Regions from separate parts of the Homo sapiens genome. Here region 2 is linked to region 1. The links are chromatin contacts, found by Hi-C in ENCODE. All regions are on one chromosome and are shown on one strand. Each heading gives the region's core, a stretch centred on a gene start or an enhancer-like site at or near the end of the contact. The rest is flanking DNA. Distances are from core to core; before and after follow the strand shown.

The links. Hi-C counts contacts between places; a loop is a spot of excess contacts on that map. Pooled maps may share reads with other maps.
Region 2: a map of CD4-positive, alpha-beta T cell shows a loop between it and region 1 (5-fold over the local background). The contact joins the promoter of PLS1 here to the promoter of GK5 in region 1. A Hi-C loop is called at or near these places in 2 of 168 maps with a recorded cell type or tissue (CD4-positive, alpha-beta T cell and CD8-positive, alpha-beta T cell) and 8 of 50 pooled maps.

Annotation. Positions count from the first base shown.
Region 1 is chr3:142,224,296-142,226,938 of GRCh38, forward strand. It overlaps GK5 (glycerol kinase 5), which reads right to left and starts at 1,290. Exons shown (of 16, transcript NM_001039547.3): 1 at 1,014-1,290. The coding sequence starts at 1,160. RefSeq lists silencers at 824-1,043, 1,234-1,473.
Region 2 is chr3:142,595,067-142,597,709 of GRCh38, forward strand. It overlaps PLS1 (plastin 1), which reads left to right and starts at 1,327. Exons shown (of 16, transcript NM_001145319.2): 1 at 1,327-1,443. It overlaps PLS1-AS1 (PLS1 antisense RNA 1), which reads right to left. Exons shown (of 4, transcript XR_001740938.2): 4 at 843-2,231. RefSeq lists an enhancer at 1,383-1,622.

The DNA.
Region 1 (2,643 bases), core at 40-2,539:
AGCTACTTGGGGGGCTGAGGTGGAAGGATCACTTGAGCCCAGGAGGTCAAAGCTGCAGTGAGCCGAGATCACAGCACTGCACTCCAGCCTGGGTGACAAAGTGAGACCCTGTCTCAAAAGAAAAAAAGGAACAACAATAAGAACACCATAACAAATAAATATTATTTTTGGTGCATTGACAATTGTGTATAAATCAACACTTCATTAATATGAGAACAGAAGGATATCAATTTGTTGGTTGCTGACCAATATTATCAACAATTCAAGGCTTTACTAACAACCAACCAATGATTTGGCAGGTCTCTCAAACGAGGGGAAATAAAGAATTTTATGAATTCTCAAAGATGGAAAATAGAAAACTGATGACCACACAGCCTTCAAAACTTGCCCAATACCTCTAATATCCACGGCAATCAGTTGCTCACGTAAGGAACCAGCATTTTGTGGAGTAGTAGTTAATAAAGATGACAAGTGAAGAATAGAGAATAAACTTAAATTCTACAAAGATATGAAAAGTTATTGAGGCACAAGTCCAAAGGCTATAATAAAGAAAAAAGAAAAAAAGTTTTGAAAAATTAAAATGTAAATAAAGATGTGGTGGGAGATCTATCAGGGAAGTGCAGGAAGAACCAAGCAACTCACAAACCACCCTCTGGCTGGATGTGCACAGCCTGCCCAGTCCCGTCCGGCGAGTCACCTCAGTCCCATCCAGGTAAGGCCGGACAGGTGGCTCCCCAGGTGGCAAGAGGCAAGCGAGCGGCCCAGGTCATACACCGGGCCCCTGGCACCCTCAGCCTGGACAGGAAGGGCGCGCGGGATTCAGCCCAGACGAGGGAGGGAACGCGAAGACTCAGCCGGTCTGGGCGCGCCGTTCTGGCCCCAGGGCCCGCGGGTGCTGCAGGTGGCCGCGTCCAGGGCGGTAGGTGGGGCCTGCCCGCTCGCCTCCCGAGGCCGGACCCCGGGACTCAGCGAAACCCAGTCAGACCCGCGCCCCACGCCCGCCCCCAAGTCACCTTCTGCACGCTGGAGCCGCAGACCCGCGCCGCCCGGTCATAGACGTGGCAGCGGATCACAGAACTGCCCACATCCAGCCCCAGCACGAAGCCGGGGTACCGCGGCTCCTGCGCTCTCTGCTCCGGGTCCGTGAGCAGCCCCGACATCCCGATCCCGCACGCCTCTCCGCTACAGCCGCCTACCCAGAGGGCGCGCTACAAATCCCAATGCTCCAGAGTCCCCGGGCGGCCCAACCCGGGCCCCAACCCGGCTCAGCCGGAGAGCCTAGAGAGGCCTGGCCCCTGCCGCCGGCTCCACCCCGACGCCGTGACGCCACGGGCGCGCGCCGGCGGCCGCGCGGGAGGGGTGGAGGTGAGCGGGTTTGCGCCGTGATCTGCAGCCCCAGATCGCCAGCCATGCTCAGCCTCCAGTCGCCGGCCGCGGTTGGATTGACTTGGCCCTTAACTCTTGTTTTTTTTCTTTTTGAGACGGAGTCTCACTCTGTCGCCCCGGCTGGAGTGCGGTGGCGCGATCTCGGCTCACTGCAACCTCCGCCTCCCGGGTTCAAGCGATTCTCTTGCCTCAGCCTCCCGAGTAGCTGGGATTACAGGCGCGCTCCACCACGCCCGGCTATTTTTGTATTTTTAGTAGAGAAGGGGTTTCACCATGTTGATCAGGCTGGTCTCGATCTCCTGATCTCGTGATCCGCTCGCCTCGGCTTCCCAAATTGCTGCGATTGCAGGCGTGAGCCACCGAGCCCGGCGGCCCTTAACTCTTAATTTTTTCTTTTGCTTCTCCAGCTTCCTGAGAGGCAGCGCCAGCGTTTCTCTTAACCCTAGCTACATTTGAAGAATCTCTGTTAAAGAAAAATAGCTACCCCATATGCTAATCGTAAGGAGAGAAGTATAGGCTAGTTTATATAAAAATCTCAAAAAGTTTGGAGGTGCCATAAGGCACATTTATTCATTTCTCAACTATGATTATGACTTGAGGGTTGGAGAAATTTTTATCTGAGTAACTTTGGCAGACTAACCTGTGTCTGCGTTCGTGCAGAATTTTTCAAGCTTAAAACATTTGTAGAGGTCACTACCATATATAGTTTCCATTTTTTTGCTAACATTTTGGGTGCGACTTTATTTCAGTATTATTAAATGCACAGCCATTGAATATGCTAGAGTTAAATGAAATAAAGTGCTGTTTTTCAAAAATGAAATAAAACAAGTGACATAAAAAATTCAAAATTTGGCCAAAAGTATTAATATTTATTAACAAACTGAGAGCTCCCCACGACTTCTCTTCCCAGAAAACCTGGTAAAGTTTGCACACAATACAAAGCGGTAAATATTTGCCAAATGAAATACAACGCAAGGAAGAAGACTTTTCTCAGCCCTCTAGTGGGAAAGAAAGGAGAAAGCTTAAGGTGGCTGCTTTGACCATCACACTCCACTCCAGCGGTTGCTTTTTTTTGGAATCTGAAAGCCTCACAGAGACCCTTTACCTTTTGTTGCTGCCCAAGGGGATGGGCTCATCCAGACACTTGGCCAAAAGGAACAAGGTGTCCTGTGGAAATTTCGAGATTCTTGCGGCTTAGGTTCCTGGGCCTGGAGCTTTCCCGGGGAGGGTCCTGATCTGCAAGTAGTGGGGAGGTGG
Region 2 (2,643 bases), core at 77-2,576, 370 kb after region 1:
AGTATTTCTTCTTTTTTATTGTTGAGTAGTATTGCATTGTATAAATATACCACAATTTGTTTTTTCATTTACATGTTGTTGGACAGTTGGGTTCCTTCTGGTTTGGGGCTTTTGTGAAAAACAGCTGCTATGAGCATTCCTGTTCAAGTTTTTGTGTAAGCATATGTTTTAATTTCTCTTGGATAACATCTAGGAATGAAATGGCTGGGTCATATGTTAGATGTATGTTTACCTTTTAAGGAAATATTTTGCTTTATTTTGTGAGAACTTACTTAACTCCCCTTGCATATCTAGATAAATAAGTATCAGATAAGGATACTAAATTTACCAGATTCTCTAGGTGGCAGGTGGGAAAAATCAGATAAGAATACTAAATTCACCTGATTCTCTAGGTGGCAGGTGGGAAAAATTCCTTATCTTCCCTCTCCATGGCCCACCTACTTTCATAGTTCATTGCTCGTCCAATTTGTTTGAGTTCTTAAAATAATTTCAACTTCCCCCCTTTATTTTTTCTATTGTTACCATCTCAGGGTTGGTTGGGTGCCTATTCTGTATTGGATATTGTGTTAGGCGCAGAAGGGGCACGTGGGACTTTGAGTTAAAGGGGCAGCAAAACCTTGTTCTGTTCTCTGGACTGAGTTGGACAGACCACAACTACGGATTATGCTTCAGGCAAAGTATGTGAGAACTCTTGAGGCAGCATTCCATTTACCTGACTCACATGCGAGAGAAAATATCCCACTTTTGTTTGAGTGTGGGCTTTAGTTATATATTTATTTTAATCAGGTGTGGCTGTTAAAGGAAAAGGAAGCAATCCGTGAAACAAACGGAAAAAAAAAGAGTAGGGGAGAGAAACAAGTCTTCCTTTAATAACGTATACCTTTCCTTTTGACCAGCAGGTCCCAAAGTGTGGTACCCAGACTAGTAGCACCAGTTTTCGCTGAGAACATGTTAGAAATGGGAACTGTCGCGCTACGCTCCAGACCTAACTGAATCGGAAACTCAGTTTCCGGGTTTGGGATCTGTGATTTAAAAAGCTCTCCAGGTGATTCTGATCCACGCTCAAGTTTGAGAACTGCTGTGCTAAACTCATTCCCAGGGTGTAGGTGGTCATCTTTAGACTTGGGTAACTGTGGGCGGTAGAGATAACGTTGCCGCAGCGCCCGTCCACCTCTCCCCATCCACGCTCCCAGCGCCTGCAACTCCTCTTTCACCCTTAGCCTAAACCCAGGTTCTGGGCTTCCCTTTCCCTCCCCTGGGAGCCGCAGGCAAAACGCGGCAAGTGGATTCAGAGTTTGCGGGCCCGGGTGCCGGCCGAGCATGCGCAGTGGCGCGAGCGCAGCGGCTACGCGGGCGCGGAGAGGTAGCCGCAGAGTGGACCTGCAGGTACTTGGATCTCCAGTGGGAGCTGCCCTCTCGAAGGCAGGACAGCGGTGGCGGCAGGTACGCGGGGGTGGGGATAGGGCCCAAAAGGAAGGCTGGACAGACAGATGGAAAGCGAAGCGTTACTCCTTTGGGGGCGCGCGGCGGCTCGGGGGCAGTATCTCCGGGTCCCCTCGCTCGCGTCTCGTCTCCTGGCTGTGCAGTGTGGCGCCCGCCGTCCTCTGGGCACGCTTCTGCCCAGTCCCGGCAGGCAGTGCCCGCAGGTGTTAAATCGCGTATTTACACTGCTTAAACAATAAGCCTGTTAACTGAATTGTGATTCTATGCAATGAAATAAGGTATTTCATTAAGTTTTCTTCTTTCAACTTTGGGTGGCTGCCGGTGAGGCTTTCTGAACCAGCCTGTTTTGTTTTAATTCTGGGACTGGTTTATTTGCCTTTGGCCTTTTGGTGCATAGGATCAATAGGGCTGTAGTGAAATCCCATCCGTGCTGTTTTTGGTACCTTTCCTGGAGCATAGGGACCTCTGGATGCGGCATAAAAATGTCAGTTTTCAGCGAATTTCACTGCCAAAAAACTTTCCGTGTTTCAGCTGCATTTTCAAGTGGAGACTTAAAAAAATTTAAGATTTCTCCCTAACTTTTCAATTATTACTGTATTTCGGTCTTCATTTGGTACTATTAAAAGGAAGCGGTCGTTTAGATGAGTAACAGAATTCTCACTTTTCCTCCTTTACTTACTTACTATGTCACATTTTATGGCTTATACCGTGATATCTTTCCCTCCAGCCACGGTGTTGGATACACTTGTATGAGGCTTCAGCTGTGCTGCATAAATTTCTTGAAGAACCTGTGAGCCAGAAGCAAAATTTCAGGACAGGGGGCACACACTGAACTTGAAGCAAGTACTTTTACACCCCCCACCACCTTTGTAATCAGCTTTCCTTTAAGTTGAATTATGTAATGAAATTCTATAGTAAAGTGTTAATGTGTAATGTGGAGGCATATATATATATAGAGAGAGAGGTAGTAAGTTTAGGAAGAGGAAATTTTAAGTTCAGGAAGAGAAACCTATATGGAAAGGGAATACAGGTATCCTGCCCCCCTTCATTCCTCCCATGATAAATGTTTTAATGGCAGAAATAATATACAGCTGGTCTAGTTTTGGCTGTAGAGACCTTTGAGGTCAGCCAGTTCAGCTGCTTCAGTTTACAAATGAGAAAACTGAGACCAGCGAGGTTAGATGACTTGCTGTGGCCACC